Regions from separate parts of the Homo sapiens genome. Here region 2 is linked to region 1. Evidence: chromatin loops called from intact Hi-C (ENCODE). Cell type or tissue: lower leg skin. All regions are shown on one strand. Links, peaks and the distances in the headings refer to the core of each region. The heading gives the core; the rest is flanking DNA. Region 1 holds the start of LOC124906218 (a long non-coding RNA gene). Region 2 overlaps METTL6 (methyltransferase 6, tRNA N3-cytidine).

Region 1 (10,643 bases), core at 1,042-9,041:
TATTGCCAGAATAAATTGCATTGCATGCTAAATAAAGTCAGATAATTCAAATCCATTTGCTTTTATGTAGTTTTTCTTCTAAATGTCAACATTTTGAATTAAAATGTTTATGATTTTATATGAGGTAGAAATCTTAACTGCTTTGGGGTATTGTTAATAGACTTTTTGTTATGGACAGTAGTTTTTAAATAAGGAAATTGCCAATTTCTACAGTTTGGGCTCTGGATTTCTATTGTTTGGGAAAAAAATAACTGAGTCAAGTGGTAGTAAGACAAAGTTGACATTCTTAGATGAGTAACTCAGTTTATTACAAGGAAAGAAAACTGATTGTTTAAGGCTGATGATCAATTCTTGGAGTGGTTTCAGAGCCCAGCTCTGGTCAGAAGACAATTTGAATCTTAGTTCCTCCACTGTGATCTCCGAGAAGTTACTTAATAATTATATTCTGGTTTGTGAAATCTGGATCATAGTACCTCTTTGACAGGGTTGCTGTGTGAACCCATTCATTCTGCAATTAGAAAAATAGCTGTCATGTGCTATGCACTAGGCAAAGAAGTACCTGTCACATGCTAGGCACTAGGGGAAGAAGATTCGGTTTCTACATTTGGAAACTTAGTGGAACTAGAAGAGACAGAAGCAAGATTACAGATGAGTTAGAGCCCCCAAGGAAACAAACCAGGTGATGTGGGAGAGAGTAACTGGGTCAGGTGACTTTTTAAGGGAGTCTGAGCTCTGGCACTTTTTCTAAGACCTGAAGGATGAGAAGGAAACAGCCTTGTGAAAATGATTAAATGAGCTAGTATCTATAAAACATGACAGCTAATGCCTGTCATGTGCAAAAAATGGTTAACTATTCTAACTCCGAAAGGAATTAAACATTGTTTTGCGCTTTCTCCTAGTCCATGTTCTGCTGCTGTAACAATACCTGAGACTGGATAATTTATCAAGAATAAAGGTTAATTTGGCTCATGAGTCTGGCGCCTGGGGAGTTCATGTTATGACCATGGTGAGGGTCTCGTGCTGTGTCCTAACATGATGGAGAAGCAGAACGGGAAGCGGGCATGTGCAAAGATACCATACTGGAGAGTCAGCCTTATTTTATAGCAACCGCCTCTCTTGGTAACTAATCCAGTCTTGGGAGAGGGAACACTCACTCCCACCAGATGTCATTAATTTCTTCAAGGGCAGATCCCTTGTTATCCAAATACCTCTTAAAAGTCTCACCATCTTTCAACACCATTACGTTGGGGACCAAGCCTCAATATGAGTTTGGTGTGGACAAACCATATCCAAGCCACAGCAAACATTGACAGTATTCTTGGCATAAATATGAGAAGTGCAAAGTTTTGGACACCCTTGCCTCCCTCTTATTGAATCTAGGGGTAGGGCCCAGCAACCTGTGTTTTAACAAGCCTGCTTGCTGATTCGCATGCAGTTAAAAGTTTGGGAACCACTGGTTTTCAAACTTGACAGCACATTTGTAATCGCTTCGGGCGCTTTAAAAATTTGATGCCCCAGTGAGTCTGACTTAATTGATTTGGGTGCAACTTGGGCATCAGGATTTTTTAAAAAGTCTCCCTAGCGATTCTAACATGTAGCCAAGGCCTAGAACCACTGGGCTAGAAAAGCAGAAAGTTCATAATCACTAAGTTAAAAGGAACCATTTTTTTTTTTAGACGGAGTCTCGCTGTGTCACCCAGGCTGGTGTGCAGTGGCGCGATCTCCACTGCAAGCTCCGCCTGCCAGGTTCATGCCATTCTCCTGCCTCAGCCTCCTGAGTAGCTGGGACTACAGGCGCCCGCCACCATGCCTGGCTAATTTTTTATATTTTTTAGTAGAGACAGGGTTTCACCGTGTGAGCCAGGATGGTCTCGATCTCCTGACCTCATGATTCGCCAGCTTCGGCCTCCCAAAGTGCTGGGATTACAGGCATGAGCCACAGCACCCAGCCAAAAGGAGCCAATTTTTTAAAATGATCACACCTGCTTTGCACATGGACCAAGGAAAGGGGGCTCAATTGGCCACACACTGCATTTAGGCATGCAGTCAGCCTTAACAAGTGCCAGGAGAGCCCAGGCTGGGCTAATGTACACAGCGGGAGAGCTCTAAACTGGGCGGCCTCCGGGCTGCATCCCGTATTTAAACAGACAATCACATTTTCCAGCACACGCTGGCTGCTAATTACATACCTTACAAAAGCAACAGCTTCTGCAGGTGTAAGTAATTAGGATTTCTTTAACTCCATTTGAGGATGCCTGCCATTCCCTGCTTTTTACCTAGCAAATTGCCATGATTACATATTTGACTGGGAAACCAGTTTACAAATTATTCCTTGCTAAGAGTTTAAAACAAAGGACACACAAAAGAGAAATCACAATTCCACAAAAGGCTTAAAATACAGTGGAAGTAGAGTGGGGGGAATCTCCACCTTTCTCTACATACTTGCAGAGATGCACTTACAGAAGAGCCCTAGAACTCAGAACGAAACACAATTCTTTGTAATGTATGAATGAATATTGTTCAAATTCTAGGAAAACAAGTTAGCATTTTAAAAAGGAAAGTTGTTTTTCAGTCTTCAGACTTTACCACTCAAATTAGGGGGAAAAAAGGCACGTCCTCTTCAAGCCCTGGCACAGGTGGACAAGTTCGAACTTTGGGGAAATTTGGAAGTTAGGAATGTCCAGCTGCAGGAGTGGAAACCCTGGAAGGGGCTAGTGAAGAAGTCTGGAAGGGTCTTTGCTTCCCTGGTGAGATTACCTCTGAGCTTGCAGCCGAGCATCGGTAATGGGGTTGGAGTTGCTGTTGGTCAGTAAAGCTGGCAGGAAGAAGCACCAGGCATGCAGCAGGAAAGACGGAAGATGAAAGCCAACCCACCAGCGCCTCTGCAGCTGTCTCTCACCACCTTACACTGTAGCGCTCTCCAGTCACAGCTGCTGCCTCCTTTCTGCCTTTCAAACCTTGCACCAATTTCTTGTTTTTACTCATCTGTAACCCAGAACCATATTGGGAAGAGAATACTGGGAAATAGTCCCAGCTTGGCCAAGTTAATATAGTACAAAACTACCACAGTTACTGATACTGAAAAGCCACTCAAATCCACTTGAATATCTTAATTAGAAACCCTACTAATTTTCATCTTTGTACAACCTGGAAAACTTTGCCACAGCACCTGCTGAGACAGGACAAATGCCGGGAAACTAACCTAGCTACCAATGTAGATTGCAGAGGCACAGGTAGGCCCAGCAGTCTGTTTCCAAGGAAGATAGCCATCTCAGTCCCAGTTGTGGCAAGTGAGAGGTACTTGATTTGGTATATGAAGTAGCTCCCAAATGGGGGTACATGCCCAGTAAGGAGTAGGAGATCCCAATAAGTGCACAGGGCCACCAGCATTGCTTCAGTCCAGGAGGATCGACACTTGGGGCAATTTCCATGTGAGATCTGACCTTGGTATCAGGACCCAGTCACTAGGCAAATATTTGGGGCCAGACTTCATACTTAGAGGGGAACTGAATGTTTGATAGGGTCAAAGATTGTATCTTTGGACAAAAATTAATGCCAAAGTTGAGAATGAGGAACAGGGGAAAGCAAACCCTTAATGGGCACTACCTGTGTGTACTTTAGGACAGCACAGGCCACCGGGTCCACCCCAGAGGATGTTGGGTCCCAGTGTACAATTCCTAATGGCAGTGAGGACTTAGAGCATTACTGTAGCTAGCAGGTATCTCCGAACCACCAACTGATGATGGTGATGAGAGTAAAGCATACTGGATAGGGGATTGGGGACCATTTTATGAGATTAAATGAGATAACGCATGTAAAGCACTTAGCACAGATTTTGCACCTAGTAAGGGCTCAATAAATAATAGTTTAATCTTACGTGTTTCTTGCTCCATAATAAATTACTTAAGACTATGTTGTGAGGTACTTGCCTGAATTTACAGGTTTAGACAACAATGGACTCAGCCACAATGTATCAGGGTTCAATCCCAAGAAGCTGAAGAACCATGAGTGAGAGAGAATGGAGATGTGTTATAAGGATTAGACTTTACACGGCGTGGGAGCTAGTGGAGGCATCAAGGGAAGGCGGTTATTTCTGCATCTGATGTTGATCCTAAAGTAGTAATTGGTCGGCCAAACTGGTAGTCGTAAAAGGAAGCTTGGTGTGAACAAGAGAAAATACAAACCGGAACCTACATCTGTCTCACTACCTCCAACCTTAATGCTGTGGGTGACTTCTAGGGGAAGCTGGCACCCGTCTCCACAGAGTTGCATAACCACTTGGCCCAGAACAAGGCAAGCTAGCAGATTGCAACATGCATAAGCACCCACTGTTCCTGGGATCCTGCTCCAGCCTTCAGAGCCTAAAAAAACATGTCTGCTGCTTTACTTCTGGCTTCCATATCTTGCAGAAAAATTCTCTTGTGGTCAGTGCTAACCCAGGACCACCAGAGAAGGGAATACTGGGAAATGTAGGCCCAGTTTAGCTAAATTGTAACATACATCACTGGGGAAGTCAAGGCAGGAGTGGGACATTATTGGTCTTCAATGAGTAAAGGGATCATAGCATCGCATTGTTTAGATCACACTATGAAGTTGGTATCATAATCCTCATAGTAACTGAAACTAAGTCTTTGCCAATGTATCAATCAGGAGTTGTTACACTACAAGCCACCCCAAAACTTAAAACAAAAGTCATTTATTCTTGTTTAAGTGTCTGTTGGTCAGCTGGGGGTTGGCTGATCTTGGTTGGGTTTGGCTGAGTGGCTCTAAACTGCAGATTAAGTCTGGGTCCAGTCTTACGTTTCTCTTCCTTCTTGGGCCAGTGAACCAGCTGGAACAGGTGCAGGTGCCAAGTCCCACTGCACATGCACATTTGAAGTCATGGCTTGCATCCGATCTGCCAGTGTTTCATTGGCCAGAATGATCACATGGCTGAGCTAAAGTCAAGGGCAGGGAAATACAATTCTTCCATGGAGGTGGTGGAGGGAAGGAGTGAAGAATTTTGAAAAGTAATTTAATCTATCACAGTCATTAAATGACTGGCTTGGCATTTCAATACAAATACTTTTGACTCCAAATGCCATTGTCTTTCTTTTATGGTAGTGTTTGAATAATTGAAAAACTTTCCAAGGCATAAGATGGAAGCAGTTGAAACTTTCAAACAAATTAGTTATTCTCATCTTTCTGGCCAGACATGAGACAACAGTCCCATGGGATTAATTTTTGCTACATTTGCATTTTGAGGTGAGTGAGGCATTGGCTGTGGTTTCTGTATTCAAAACCAGGCTTCACCTTCAGCAACATAACTCTGATAATAACGAGTTAATATTCCAAAGTCTGCCATAAACATCCTCTTGAAGGTATTTATTAACTCTAATTATGGAGAGAAATGGAGCCATATACTCATAAGATGTCATTAAAAATGAGCTAGAATGCCCACGGGAACGTAGACTACTCACCTTACTGTGTCTGTTTCCTGGTTGCTAGAACTTTGGGATGATTCATTTTGAGTGTTTTTTTTTTTTTGCAGCGAGTTCCCTGATACATTTCAGTGGTGCCCAACAGTTTGTTATGCAGACTGTTTCAAATCAGGACAGCAGCTCTCACTTCAAGTCTGATATGATCCGCGTGACCATAGCTGAAACCTTGAACTTTGGACCTTAAACAAAGTCTGCCATATATAGCTTACATATTCCTAGCAGAATGTGGCCTATCAGTGACTTGTCCATCTGGCTTGGCTAAGCTCTCTCCATACCACGCTGAGTTAGAGGGGGAAAAAGTCAGTGAAGTTAGCCATGAAGGAGAACTTTCTGCTTGGAAAAGTGTTAAGATGGTTAGTACTACTCACTTCAAAATGGATAAACGGTGTCGTGCAATCAATAAATATGCTCCAAGCATTTTTTATTTATGAGAACTGGGGCCTAATCTCTGTGCAAGGGAGGGTTTAAAAACTAGAATTATGTTACAGAGAATCTGTAAGGACAGGACAGAAATGTTTCTCACCAATAAGTGACCCCAATGTATGTTTTGGCAGTTAAACGATTGGAAGCTTTGTCCTCTTTGCCAAACATGCACCTTCCTCATCATCAATTTAAAAAACTATCCTGTGGACATAAAGAGGCAGAAGGAATGCCTGACCCCAGCCAGATGGTTCCTGTTTTTCCTGCACACACACGTGTTCCTGCCCCATCTGTGGACTCAGTGGGTCACTGCCCTGGGCAAAGAGGCCAAAGATGATACTGATCACCTCTCTAGGTCTTGGCTTCTCAACTGTAAAATGGGGTGGCGGTAGGAGGAATGAAGGAATGACTTCTAAGGTTCCTCTCAGCTCTGTTCTGATGTGACTTTGAGAAAGCAGGTGACTATTTCTATACTTGGATGAAGCTGTCCTGGTTTGTCTGAAGGGGCAAACTCGAGAGGACTGCTGCCCTTCTGGGCTGGGGGATGGGGAGGAGGAAGAGGAGGAGCAGAGCGAGCAGCAGCAGTCCTAGGATGGTGGTGAATAGACAGCGCCAGGGCCTCTGGGGGAGCTAGAGTCATGGGACTCTGGTGCTGGCAGGCCCAAGCCCACGCCAGCTTGCAGGAGGGCAGTGCAGCCAGAAACCCTCTGCGATCATGTGTTCCCCTTCCCAAGGGGCAGCCTACTTCATGTGAGTGCCGGGCAGCTGACATTTGCAGGATCTTCACCCCAAGGTCTGAAGCAAACAGCCAGTCAGTTACTGGCCTCAGTGACATCTCAAGATGTGCCTAGCAGGGCTTTTGTGCTGTTCAGCATGGTAGCCACTAGCTATGTGTGGCTTTCTAAATGTAAATTTATTTATTTATGTATTTATTTATTTACTTATTTTGAGACAAGGTCTTTCTCTGTCACCGAGGCCGGACTGCAGTGGTGCAGTCATAGCTCACTGCAGCCTCCAGCTCCTGCGGTCAGCCTCCCAAGTAGCTGGAACTATAGGCACGTGCTACCATGTCCAGCCAATTTTTTATATTTTATAGAGACAGGGTCTTGCCATGTTGCCCAGGCTGGTCTCAAACCTCTGGCCTCAAGCAATCCTCCTGCCTCAGCCTCCCAAAGTGCTGGGCCTCCGGCACACTTATAGGTGTGAGCCTCCGTGCTCAGCCCTGAATTTAAATTAAAATGTATAAAATTAAATTAAGAAGCCAGTGCCTTAGTAGTCACACTACCACATTTCAGGTACACATGCGCACATGTGCTGTGGCTTGAGGTAACCCTACTGGATGGCTCAAATAACATTTCTATCTTCACAGCAAGTTCTCTTGAACAGTTCTATTCTAGAATGTGGCATGGTGCTCACGCACTGAAGAAATAACGCATCTACTAACTTCATCTTTTTTTCTATTACCTTTCTTTGCTTGCTATAGAATGTCTATATATACATTCTTTGAGAGTAGAGAAGAGACAGTGGATGTCAAATATCTGGGTTCAAGCCTCAGCTCTCCCACATCAATTTTAGGAGAACTATTTAGCACCTGTTTCTGCATCAATAAAAGGAGGTTCCCAGGGTAGTGGAAAAATATAGGTAATAAACATGAAGTTTTTGGTAAACTCTACTCACTGTAGATTTCCACCAAGTGATGCACAGAGAAATGGGAAGGGTCATGTCATTAAATTTTTGTTAAAAAGAGGTGTTTTTGGGGAATAATATTGGTGGTTTTTCAGAAGACACAGTAAGGATAAAATGATGCTACTTCCTTTAAGGTGGGAGGCACCCTTTAGGGAGCCTTCTTGACTTTTAGATTTTATAATGCAAAGTCTAGGACGTTCTAATCCTTAGAATACTAACACACACCTTGGAAATTAAATCAGGAGTCTCTGGAGGTGCACAGGAAACAATCACAAGACCCATCCATTTGTCACTCAAGGAGATAAAAAGAGAAGTTTTTATTGCTCTTTCTTCTACTTTATAAATTTGTGTGAAATTCTGTCCAGACTTTGGCATCACTTTCACGCAAGTCTGTTAATGCTTACCCAGTGACAAATTGGGCCCTCTCTCTCCTGTGTTGGTACGAAGGGGTCTTTTTGTTGGCAGGATTATTTCTCCAGCAGGACCAAAGGACACTTGAATTTCCCATGTGGCACAAAGGTGCCAAGAGGAAAGCACCCCTCCAGAGGAGATGGGCTCAGAGAGGAGGAAAGGGCTGGATTTCCAACCGACTCTCACTCCCCAGAGGTCAGCATCTGAGACACAGGCCAGAAGAAGCCAGCAGTTCTGGTTTCCAGGGGCCTATCAATGTCATCCCTGATCCACTCAGAGGAAGGGAGCACTCTGCCCTTGCCAATGTGAGAACGCCCCAGACGACTGGAAGGGAGCAGATAGGGCCTTTGCACCCCTCCCCAGCCTGTCCCTGCACCTCTGGCCAGTTCCAGGATGCTGGTTGTCAGGGCCCAGTCAGCCAGGGTCCAGCAGGCATATAGGACAACCCTGGACACTGCCAGGCTGCTCCCCAACAGCCTAAGAACTCACTAGAGTGGGCAATAGGGGGCGCTAATCCCCTATGGCTATGTCTGAAGTCAGATTGTCCTTGGTTCAAATCCTAAGTCTGCCACTTATTAGTGGGAATTGTTTTAACCTCTCTGAGCATCAGTTTCTTCTATAAAATGGGGACAATGATATTCTTTCACAGGGTGCTATGAGGGTCAAATGAAATAACAATTGTAAGCAGTTAGCACAGCACCTGCTTCATACTCATGTACATCCTTGCTTTGCCTTTTTCTAGTTTGATTCTGGGCATTTTAGCCTCTCTCTGTCCGGTCTTCCCATCTGTGAAATGGGGAGAGTAACAGCACCGGCCTCACTGGAGTGTTGAAAGGACAAAATGAGTTAGCATAAGAAAAGCACTTAGAACAAGGCCTGGCATGTGGAAAAATGTGAAGTAAGTGTCTGCTACTCCTCTTCATTTAATCAATATTTGTTAAGTTCTTGCTATGTGCCATGCATAATGATAGGAGCTGGAATGGTCCATGTTATTAACCAGTCTGCTTTCCACAGACTCCTAGCTGGTCAGGAAGTTCTGCCCTGCCTGGCCATGCCCCATCCACACACACATTGACGAGGAGCCCACCCCAGCCAAGGTTCTGTTTGGCTCCCGTCTGGGGCTCCTCAGTCTCCATCGCCTCATTCCCAAGTGCAGGAAACTGATTCCAAGGATAGTGCTTTCTATACATTGCAGAAATAGTGCTGGAATAAGGGCATCTCTGAGAAGATCCGTTCAGCTGTCAGAGAGCACTCAGGGATGCCTCCCACTGGTGTGCAGAAGTAACTGGCATGAAAGTACGTTAGAATTCACCACCCACCTGAGGTAAGCGAGGCATTTAAAAATGCATACCTATTTCAAGTAAAAACAGATGCCTCATTGTCATTTCTGTGACTCTCACAGTGATTTTGTCTTCAAGCTGTCTTTTTTTCCTCTAAGGAACTGAAGGCACAATGACCTGGGATTGTCAGTGTTCTCTACTGTGTCCAAACTGGATGCTGTTCAGAGAAGGGCTCATCATCCGGGGCCCAGCAGTCTTCTCCCCCGACAACTCCAGCTTTTCTGCACTGCCCATTCTCTGCCCTTTTTTGCACTCACCTTAAATTGTATTCCAATATCCTTACACGTGATTTTATATGTTCTTATATCACGGTGTGTATGTGTGTTTCGGCTTATGAAAGACAGAGATACAGATACAGAGAACGAGGAAGGGAGAGAAGGAATGAGAGAGAAAGAGCATGAGAGAGAGAATAAGAGAGAGAATGAGAGAGAGAATGAGGGAGAAAATGAATTAGACCACAAAAGCAGGGCATAGACCACGAGGATGTTTATTTGCCTGCTGGCTAAGGCACCTATATTTTCTAGGGCAGAATAACTTTTCATGTGTTTTGAGCGGGGGAGGGAGGCAGTGAACAGTAGCTTGAACGATAGCTTCTCTGTAAACATTGTCAGTAAACTGCAGGAGAAACACCGCCCCTCTTCAAAAACGACTGTAGTGAAAATGGAGCAGGTGGGACTGCGGCTAGGAGGCTGGTAGGTGGGCTGTAGAGTTTTCGCCACCAAATGACCGCAGCTGTTCACAGATGAGCTGGAAGCCTGGAGTGCCACATGTGCATGCCACTTCGTTCCTGGGACAGCCCCTGTGTGTGCTGGGTGACGTGTCGCCACCAAGCCAGGCCTCATGAGCACAAGGTTAGATCCTCAGTGCTAAAAAGGTGCTGGGTCCGGGAGGGGGACAGCAGACTGAGGTCGAGGGAAGCCCTGGAAATGCTGAGAGGTCAAGGGGATGGTGAGGGACTTTTATGTTCCCAGTACAGGAAGACAAAAAATGTATTTCAAGAGGAAATGATGCTTCATTTACAACACACTTTCCCAGGTTATCTGATTCTGGGCCTTGCGTTGTCTTTTATCAGTTGTGGGGTTGGAGTGAGTGTGGGTCACAGGCGTGCCTGTGCTTCTCCAGGTTTCACAAGCCCCGTTGAAGGGTGCAGCCTGCTGCTTTAATATTTGTTGCAGGCTGACCTGGTTCCTGTTTTAGTTCTGCCACTAGGTGGCGCAAGCTAACCAATTAGGGCTGCGGCGCTCAATGCAGACGGCAAAGGCATCATGATCTGACGTTCCTGGATTTGAATCCTTTGTTAGTTTTG
Region 2 (10,643 bases), core at 1,315-9,314, 840 kb after region 1:
TCCTTTATTATTCTTCATTCTATTTTATTTATTTATTTATTTATTTATTTATTTATTTTTGAGACAGAGTCTCTATCATGCAGGCTGGCGTGCAGTGGCATGATCTCGGCTCACTACAACCTCCGCCTCCCAGGTTCAAGCGATTCTTCTGCCTCAGTCTTCCCAGTAACTGGGACTACAGGTGCGGGTCACCACGCCCAGCTAATTTTTGTATTTTTAGTAGAGATGGGGTTTCACCATATTGGCCAGGCTGGTCTCAAACTCCTGACCTCATGATCCACCTGCCTTGGCCTCCCAAAGTGCTGGGATTACAGGCGTGAGCCACCGCACCTGGCCTATTTTTTTAAAGATGAGATCTTGCTCTGTTTTCCAGGCTAGCTTGCAGTGGCATGGATCATAGCTCACTGCAGCTTTGAACTCAAGCGATCCTTTCACTTCAGTCTCCCAGGTTGCTGGGATTACAGGCATGAGCCACCATACCTACCTCATTGTTCATCATTTTAAAAATTGACTTGGCTATTCTTAAAGATTTTTACTTTATGATGAATTAGATTCACCCTGTCTAGTTTCTAGAAATCTGTTGGGAATCAGTTTAGATTGCATTGGATTTACAAATGGAATTATGAATAGAATTGACATCTTTTTAATTTTGCATTTAATTTTCCCATCCAGTAACTTTGTATATCTATTTATTCAGGTCCTCATTTACATGAAATAGAAGTTTAATGTTTTTCTTCATAATACTCCTATACATGTGTTGAAGCCTACCAACCAAAATGTACCAGGAACACATTTGTAGTCAAAAAAAGGTTAAGTTTATTTAGCTTGCTGCATAAAGAGAAAATATACCCCAGAAGAACTGCGGGAGCATCTCATCAAGGGGAATTAGAAGGGCTTCTCATAGGGTTTAGGCTTTAAGCAGATGATTCAAAGGAGGATTAAGGAAGCCAGAGGCCAGCAGGACATAGTGGCTCATGCCTGTAATCCCAGCACTTTGGAAGGCTGAAGTGGGAGGATCACTTGAGGCCAGGAGTTCAAGACTAGCCTGTACAACATAGCAAGATCCCATCTTTACAAAAATAAAAATAAAAATTTAGCCAGATGCAGTGGTGCACACCTGTAGTTCCAGCTACTTAGGAGGCTGAAGTGGGAGGATAACTTGGGCTCAGGAGGTGAAGGCTGCAGTGAACCATGATCATGCCACTGCACTCTAGCCCAGCAGACAGAGTGAGACCCTGTCTCTTTAAAAAACAAAAAGAAGCAGAGGCCAGTTTTGGATCATCATCCCTCTGGAAATAATATGCTTCTAAAATGCTCAGTTTTGAGTACGTGATACTCTTATTGTCTCCTCAGTTAAAAATGATTTATTAAAATGAAGTCTTGCTCCTGTAGCAGTAGTGAATATTACATGCTTTATAGTGAGTGATTTATTAATCAGTTTTATCTGGTAACAGTGATAATTTCTATGTATACAAGTGGAAATTGGATCGCCTTTTGATGTTGTATTTTTCTATATGTATCAGCCTAGTGGTTGCATTAAAATTCATTTGTATTTCTTCCCCCTGTAGCAAAATCCTTTATATGATACAGAAAGATGCAAGGTATTCCAGTGTGATCTGACTAAAGATGATCTTCTGGATCATGTACCGCCAGAGTCTGTGGATGTTGTTATGTTGATATTTGTGCTGTCAGCTGTTCATCCTGATAAGATGCACCTTGTCTTACAAAACATTTACAAGGTTAGTGATTTGGGGCCTGCACTTGAGGGTTGGACAGTCTGGATTCTTTTACTTACCTTCCCTCATGAGGCTCATGTACTGTCTAGATTCACATAGTCTCTCCATTCTCACTAGGTAGGCTGTGTAGTGAGTGTATAGAAAGGGGTCCTCTGGCATAAAACATCCACCCTAAATTCTGATTTGTGCAGTGCCATGGCTGCTCTTCAGAGCTTCGCCAGCCCTGGGACAAGGATGATTTTGCAGTTACCTGGGATCCATGGAGTCCTGCTATAAGGTGAGAGGAGTTATGGTTTAGTGGTCAAGAGTACACAGTTTGGCCAGGTGTGGTGTTTCATGCCTGTAATCCCAACACTTTGGGATGCCAAGGCAGGTGAATCACTTGAGGTCAGGAGTTTGAAACCAGCCTGGCCAACATAGCAAGACCTTGTCTAAAAAAAGCTAATGTATGATCATTGGCAGATCACTTAACCCTGTTGAGTATTGGTTTCCGTGTCTCATGTGAGAATAATAATCACATTCCTTTGTCCCACAGTTGGGTGAAGATACAATGAGAAAATGTATGGTTAAGCAGTCAAATGCTAGGCATGTATCAGTCATTAGCACCGTGATTGAGCTATACATTGTGGCACAATGAAATGAGAGCTGAGGCTCAGAATGAGGAAAACCAACCTGAATCAGTAAAGAGCCAAAACGACATTCTGGTTTTTTGTTTGTTTGTTTGTTTGTTTTTTTAAGAGACAGTTGAATACAGTTTGAGTACTAGGAGATGGTGAATAAAATGTTGCAAGAAAGTGCTTCAATGAGGATAACACTTTCATTTATTGTCTCTAACACTTATTTATTTATTTTTGAGACAGGGTCTTGCTGTGTCACTCAGGCTGGAGTGCAGTGGCATGGACGTGGCTCACTGCAGCCTCAACTTCCTGGGCTCAAGCAGTTCTCCCACCTCAGCCTCTGAAGTAGTTGGGACTACAGGACGCACTACCAGATCCAGCTAATTTTTAATTTTTGTGTAGAGATGGGGTCTCACTATATTGCCCAGGTTGGTCTCTAACATTTTAATCCTGTGACACTGGACATTCCAGGGTGCTCTTGGAGGTACTCAAGAATTGTCTTCAGGGACGAGCGAGGTGGCTCACGCCTGTAATCCCAACTTTGGGAGACTGAGGTGGGCAAATTACTTGAGGTCAGGAGTTCGAGACTAGCCTGGCCAACATGGTGAAACCTCATCTCTACTAAAATACAAAAATTAGCCGGGCATGGTGGCGGGCACCTATAATCCCAGCTACTCGGGAGGCTGAGACACGAGAATCACTTGAACGTGGGAGACGGAGGTTGCAGTGAGCTGAGATTATGCCACTGCACTCCAGCCTGGGCGACAGAGCAAGACTCCATCTCAAAAAAAAAAAAAAAAGAAGTGTCTTAGTGTTATGGAGCCCTGCCTGGTCTTACTATCTTTTTAAGTAGTAGGCCATTTTGGTTCCGTATTATGGGCATTTCAGTCTGTCCCCTTAGTAACTATCACAAATTTATTTTAAGTCCTAACTTAATCAGGTTTTATTTTGACAGGGTTCTCCAAAGTCATGTTCAGCCTGCTTTTGTTTCATAGGTATTAAAACCAGGCAAAAGTGTCTTGTTTCGTGACTACGGACTGTATGATCATGCCATGCTTAGGTTTAAAGCCAGCAGCAAACTTGGAGAAAACTTTTATGTTAGACAAGATGGGACCAGATCATATTTTTTTACTGATGGTAAGATGAATGGAATCCAGTCTTTAAATGTTTTATTCTTTGTTTCTGTTTATTTGATTGCATTATCACTGCAAGGCTGCTTGGAGAAGGCTTGCGACATGTGCACGAGACCCTGAAACAAGCCCTCTACTGCACAATATTTACCCAGCACCTGGAAGGCACAGACCTGGCCCCTGCCCTTGAAGAGCTCACAAGCCTTCTCTGGTGTCAGTGACTCCCCTAATGAGCTTGGGTTAATGGACAGCCTCTGACATGCCATGTGGATTCCCTACTAGGAATTGTGCTGGAATAAGAGGGAGGGCAAGTCAGAAACTTCTTGTCCAGTTAAAAATAAAGCAAATTTGACAGTATAATGCCTTGAGATTACTTTCCCATGGCACAAAGTCAGGAAACCTTTTTCTGTAGAATTGATTGGATCTGTTTTGGGGTTTGGTTTTTTTGTTGTTTTTGAGACAGAGTCTAATTCTGTCACCCAGGCTGGAGTGCAGTGGTGTGATCTTGGCTCACTGCAGCCTCCACCTTCCAGACTCAAGTGATCCACCGAAGCCTCCTGAGTAGCTGGGACCACAGACACATGCCACCATGGCTGGCTAATTTCTTGTATTTTTGGTAGAATGGGGGTTTCACCATATTGCCCATGCTGGTCTCGAACTTCTGAGCTCAAGTGATCCATCTGTCTCAGCCTCCAAAAGTGGTGGGATTACAGGTGTTAGTCACCATGCCTGTCCTGGATCTGTTTTTAAATAAATATGCAAATTTGCTGTAAAGAGGCATTTATTTATTTTTGAGACAGAGTCTTACAGGCTGGAGTGCAGTGGCATGATCTTGGCTCACTGCAACCCCCACCACCCAGGCTCAAGTGATTCTCATGCCTCAGCCTCCCAAGTAGCAAGGATTACAAGTGTGTGCCACCACACCCAACTAATTTTTGTATTTTTAGTAGAGATGCGGTTTTGCCATGTTGGCCAGGCTGGTCTCAATCTCCTGGTCTCAAGTGATCTGCCCACTTCAGCCTCCCAAAATTCTGGGACTGCAGGTATGAGCCACCATGCCCAGCCTAAAGAGGTATTTAAAAAGTCATTTTTGATAAGAAAATGTGGAACATTATTTTGGTCTTTTAGGTGTCTTGAACATAGTCTACCTAATCATCTAGACAGGAAGATAATTAACCTCTATTTTAACAAACATTTTTCTTCTTGAAATGAAATATTCTTTTAGATACCAAAATGAATTAAAATTGAGTGATTACTATTAAAGCTGCAAAATTATTTGGGAGACTGAGATAGAAGGATCACTTGAGCTCAGGAGTTCGAGACCAGCCTGGGCAACCGTGAAACTTTGTCTCTACTAAAAATAAAAAAAAAAAAATATTAGCCAGGAGTGGTGGCATGCACTTGTGGTCCTGCTGCTTAGGAGGCTGAGGCAAGAGGATCATTTGGCCCCAGAAGATGGAGGCTGCAGTGAGCTATGATCATACCACTGCCCTCCAGCCTGGGCGACAGGGCGAGAAGCCTATCTCAAAAAAACAAAACAAAACAAAACAAAATGCAAAATTATCAAAATAGGTTAAAATTCAAAAGATGTTTTAATTCATAAAATTTAAACCAATTGTAAATATTGAGAAGATTCAGTGATATCTGCAGAGTGCTTCAGAGCACGTTCTCTGGAGCAATGCTCTTAGTACGAGTCTTTATTTTTGCTGCCTCACCATTTATTCTGTTTGTTTCATTTAATGTGTAGTGATGTATTATTTGGGTTAGATTTTCCTGGAGCTAGGTCACCACTGGGTGTTTTTCTCCACTCTGATCACAAATTTTCCTCCTTCGTGTTAGGATGAATAAGATGTTTGATGTAAACAAATTGAGCACATGCAGACCTTGTAGGAGTATAGCCAATTTTTATGTTTTTGTTCGGAGATGGGAAACAATAAGATAATTTTTAAAAAGGAATATAATCGGCCGGGCCCAGTGGCTCATGCGTGTTATCTCAGCACTTTGGGAGGCCAAGATTGGGGGATCATTTGAGGTCAGGGGTTTGAGACCAGCCTGGCCAACATGGCGAAACCCTGTCTCTACTAAAAATACAAAAAAATTAACCAGGCATGGTAGTGTGTGCCTGTAGTCCCAGCTACTTAAGAGGCTGAGGCAGGAGAATCACTTAAGCCCAGGAATCGGAGGTTGCAGTGAGCCGAGATCGTGCTCCTGATCTAGCCTGGGTGACAGAGTGACATTGTGTCTCAAAAAAAAATTTTTTTTTAATTAAAAAAAAAAAGGAATATAACCAATTTGGAATTGTTTCTTTTTACTCGGGCTTTTGTATTTGAGAATTCATAATAAGGCAAGATGCGAACACCAGGTTGTCCTTCACCTTGTTCTGATTTAATTGTTTAATTGGAGGTTTCTGTTTGGGTAGAAGAGGAGAAGGAGTGTATTAGTTCCCAAATCAAAACCTTTAAATTTTAGCATTGAGGTTTTCATTTAAAAAAATATTAAAATAGCCTCAGCCCTCTATCCCTCCTCAAGGACTGCAAAGCAAATGTAATGTTATGAAGACTGTTGAGCATTGTTGATGCTTGTCTTACAGACTTCCTGGCTCAGCTCTTTATGGACACAGGTTATGAAGAAGTGGTAAACGAGTATGTGTTTCGAGAGACGGTGAATAAAAAAGAAGGCCTGTGTGTGCCAAGAGTTTTCCTTCAGAGCAAATTTCTAAAGCCTCCTAAGAACCCATCTCCTGTGGTCCTGGGCCTGGATCCTAAGTCCTGACCTTTCATGAGGTTGGCATTTATACCTTCCCTTGAAGAGGAAAATTTAAAATCACTCTTTCGTCTGGGTGCGGTGGCTCATGCCTGTAATCCCAGCACTTCGGGAGGCCGAGGTTGGGGGATCATCTGAGGTCAGGAGTTTGAGACCAGCCTGGCCAACATGGTGAGACCCCATCTCTACTAAAAATACAAAAAAATTAGCTGGGCATAGTGGCGAGTGCCTGTAATCCCAGCTACTCAGGAGGCTGAGGCAAGAGAATCGCTTGAACCCAAGAGGCGGAGACTGCAGTGAGCCAAGATCATGCCATTGCACTCCAGCCTGGGCGACAGAGTGAGACCCTGTTTCATAAATAAATAAAATCACTCTTTTTACTTTATATATTTTTTGAGACAGGATCTTGTGGTACGCAGGCTGGAGTGCAGTGGTGTGTGATCACAGCTCATTGTAGCCTCGACCTCCCCTGGGCTCAAGCAGTCTTCCTGCCTCAGCCTCCTGAGTAGCTAGGACTACAGGTGTAAGCCACCATGCCTGGCCCTTAATTTTTTTTAATGAGCATGTACAGTAGTCCCGCTTTATCCATGGTTTCACTTACCACAATTTCAATTACCTGTTTTCAACTGCAGTCAGTTACTTTTCTTAAGATATTTTGAGGGTTATAGGCTCATGCCTATAACCCCAGCACTTTGAGAGGCCAAGGCCAGCAGATCCCTTGAGCCCAGGAGTTCAAGACCAGTGTGGGCAACATGGTGAAACTCTGTCTCTACAGAAAATACAAAAATTAGCCAAATGTGGTGGCATGTGCCTGTAGTCCCAGCTGGGGTGGGAGGTTAGCTTGAGCCTGGAAGGTGGAGGTTGCAGTAAGTCGAGATCACGCTACTGCACTCCAGCCTGGGCGACAGAGCAAAAGTCTGTCTCAAAAAAAACAAAAAAAATTTGAAAGATCACATTCACATAACTTTTATTACGGTATATTGTTAAAGTTGTTCTTTTTTTTTTAGAGTTTGGTACCATCTTGGTTTCAGGCAACCACTGGGGGTCTTGAAACATACCACCCGCAGATACGGGGGGCTACTATGTACTTTTTGTATTAAAAAATAGGAAGTGTATGTGTGTGTGTTAGAGACATGTAAATAAAATTTCAAGGCCTGAAAAGTAGTCAAAGTTTTATAGAATAACATAATTTAGCCATATTGTTCACTGTAAAATTCCACAAAGAAAAGCCTAAGGACCCTGTAGCACGTAAAGAGATTCTTGTCATTACTCATGTGACTGTAAGTGTTCCCCCAGGCAACATGTCAGACAACCATGGGGAAAAATGAGGCCAAGTAGACTAAAATAAGACACTCATATATATTTCTAGCCTAAAGGAGTGTTCTGTTTTCTTCTTTTTCGAGTGTCATATTTGCCCATTGGTCTCCCCTTTAGTTCAGTTATGTATTTCTTCAAAACCAGTGTTCCACAAATACCACTTTTGCTCTGTCTGTGCTCAAGAACCCTCCATGGCTCCATATCTGATTGTTGAGACCCCTTATCACTGGGCCAGTTCCTTGCCACATTGTTTGCCCTGGGGGGGAGAGAGGGAATGGCCATCACCTGTCCTCCCCTCTGCCCCATTTGTCCAGTGCTGTTTCTCGGAGAAGATGACTGGTGTCTAGTTTAGAGTTAGAATTTCAGAGTTGAGAGGGGCTTTAGAATGGACATTCCAACTCCCTATTGGGAAATGAGGAAGCAGTAGCAAGGGGTAAATGATGAGTCCAAAATCACGTAGCTAGTGTTGCAGAATATGGGGAAATCCCTAAATTGGTCTGCTGACCTCTTTCCCAATCATTGCCTTTTAATGACTTTTCCTTTATGAAGTAAAATCCAGGTTATTTTGTTCTGCTCACGAGTTGAGCCTGTAAGCCTTTCTGTTTGCCTTTCTGCAGAAAGCTGTTTGTGAGAACCCTGTCTTGAGTACATGACTGGACTGCACATGCAGCAGGCCTGGGCCCTTCAACTCCAACTACATCTGGAGGAGGGGTCCCAGTGTGAAGGGGTTGGATAATAGTCATAGTGGTTCTGTACAATCAGAATAAATCCTGGCTCCTGAAGAGAAGAGGGGCAGGCAGCAGGGCTCACACTGTGCGTGCTGGGTGTTGTGATTCTGCCATCTGTCCTCAACTTCTTGGGAGGGGCTGATGGAACTTGTAGAGATGGTGGACCTTTAGGGGGCTTCATGGGCCTTCTCACAGTGAGAATCCAGCCCTGTCCAGAAGCAGCCTCAAGCTCCGCACTTTCAGTCCAGTGCTGTCTCCCAAAGCCCCCTCCGCCAAATGAATCCCACAGCCAGCTTCAGCCTCAGATGCTGCCCACTGCCCCCTCCGTAGAAGTCCTTTCACCTGTGTCTCTACTAGGTCTGACCAATGTTTCTTGGATTTTATTGGCTAAGCTGGATAAAGACAGGCCATTTAAAGTAGGAAAGTGGGATCCTGGGTGATGTAGCAAGACCCCATCTCTATGAAAAAAATAAGAAAATTAGCCAGGTATGGTGGTATATGCCTGTAGTCCCACCTACTTGGGAGACTGAGGTTGAAGGATCCCATGAGCCCAGGAGTTGGAGGCTGTAGCGATGGAGTGAGCCATTATCACACCACTGCACTACAGCATGGGTGCAGAGCGAGACCCCGTGTCCAATTGAAAAAAAAAAAAAAAAAGAGCAAGGAGCAGTGTAGTGTAGTAGGATAAGCCTGTGCTTTTGTTATCAGAAGTCATTTGGAATTTTGGCCTCATTCCTTAACCTGTTTGAACCTCACATTCCTCGTTTTTATAATGGGGATAACTACTAACTTAAAAGTGTTCAGAGGATTAAAGGAAGTACATATATATGGCACGTGAGTATCATTTCCCTCAGTCCTCATTTTTTGAACATAGAAGCTTAACATACATACAGAAAAGTGCACAAATCATAAGTATTTAGCTCACTGACATCACAGAGTGAACATACCTGTATGACGCGTCCAGCATGACTGGCACCCCAGAACCCACGCCACCCCTGTGTCTCGTTCCAGTCACTGTCCCCACAAGGATATCCTCTATTCTGAAGTCTAACACCAGAGAGTAGTTTTTCTTCTATTTTTAAAATTCTCCCCAAAAAAGTTTAAGGACAACTTACAAAAATACAAAAATTACACGATTTTAAGTAGGGAAATTGGGCTAAAGGAAAATAAAAGTTGAGGCCAGGAAAATAATCTTATCCACACAAACTGCATTACAGCAGGTCTTATACACTTAAGGATAAATAACAGATTTTGCTTCCTAGTTGTCAGTGTAAAGAAGGAAACAAGATCAAGTTCAGACTCCATGCGATAAACCTGAGGCAGCTACCCCTAATCTGGAGATCTAAGGAACCTTTCCCTCTAGTTCCCATAAAGAGAACACTACAACATGGCAAACTTAACAGTTTTACCAATAATAAACACAAGTATCAAAGCATTGTTTCTGATAATATAGCTTAACATAGATATAACCCCCAAAGGACTAGTCAAATAAGTGGATGAAGAGGACTGAAAGGGGCTGGTCTAGATGGGTTTAGAATCCCTAGAAGACTAACGGGCTGTTGGTCCTTCGGTCAGTTTTCCATCAATAGTGTTCTCAGTGGAGGGTTTGATGTGAATCTAGGAACCAGGAGGTCTAGGTTATTGTCCCTTAGAAGGGTAGCTATTGGGCAGACCATCCGGCCAAGAGACAAGTAAGAATGACTTCAGAGAAAGCAAAACAGGTTGATGAAGTCGTCTTCCTTTGCCAGTGGTTGGCTGGGCATATACCTGTGAATGGGGCCAACAGTTTCCTCCAAACACAACCTGGAGTTGTCTCTACCCACAGGAGTAATTATGCCCCAAATTCTAACCCCCATAAAGCCAGGCTGCAAAAGTTTTCATTTAGAATATTTAAAGGTGAAGCTGGGCATGGTGGCTCATGCTTGTAATCCCAGCACTTTGGGAGGCTGGGGTGGGCAGATCACATGAGGCCAAAAGTTGGAGACCAGCCTGGCCAACATGTTAAAACCCTGTCTCTGCTAAAAATACAAAAATTAGCTGGGCGTGGTGGTGCATGTCTGTAGTCCACTGTAGTCCCAGCTAATTGAGAGGCCGAGGCTCACTTGAACCCGGGAGGTGGAGGTTGCAGTGAGCCCAGGTTGTGCCACTGCACTCCAGCTTGGGTGACAGAGTAAGAGTCTGTCTCAAAAAATAAACAATAAAAACAATATTTAAAGCTGGTTTAATGACATGCCGACCTCTGACACTGAGCAAGTGGCCTCTCATATATTTAAGATACATTAAGATTAACTGCTGGTCGTGGTGGCTCATGCCTGTAATCCCAGCATTTTGGGAGGTTGAGGCAGGTGGATC

The links. A loop is a pair of places that touch in the nucleus more often than their neighbours do. Peaks named below come from ENCODE experiments on the same cell type or tissue, not always from the same donor. Only the 100,000 strongest peaks of a DNase experiment are listed, where the experiment ranks them.
Region 2: a loop joins it to region 1, with 16 times the contacts of the local background. A loop is called at or near these places in 7 of 110 quality-filtered maps.

What each region holds. Positions count from the first base shown.
Region 1 is chr3:16,247,390-16,258,032 of GRCh38, reverse strand. LOC124906218 (a long non-coding RNA gene) reads right to left here and starts at 6,847. Exons shown (of 2, transcript XR_007095838.1): 1 at 2,758-6,847; 2 at 1-508. It overlaps DPH3 (diphthamide biosynthesis 3), which reads left to right. Exons shown (of 3, transcript NM_206831.3): 3 at 1-972. It also overlaps a transcript of GALNT15 not described here. RefSeq lists enhancers at 1,850-2,351, 10,397-10,643. In lower leg skin, for the core only: no CTCF peak of the experiment used is centred there; no DNase peak of the experiment used is centred there.
Region 2 is chr3:15,406,868-15,417,510 of GRCh38, reverse strand. METTL6 (methyltransferase 6, tRNA N3-cytidine) reads left to right here. Exons shown (of 6, transcript NM_152396.4): 4 at 1,569-1,739; 5 at 3,349-3,490; 6 at 6,074-7,751. The coding sequence ends at 6,255. Among named protein-coding and RNA genes, the nearest start is that of METTL6, 15 kb to the left of the region's middle. In lower leg skin, for the core only: no CTCF peak of the experiment used is centred there; no DNase peak of the experiment used is centred there.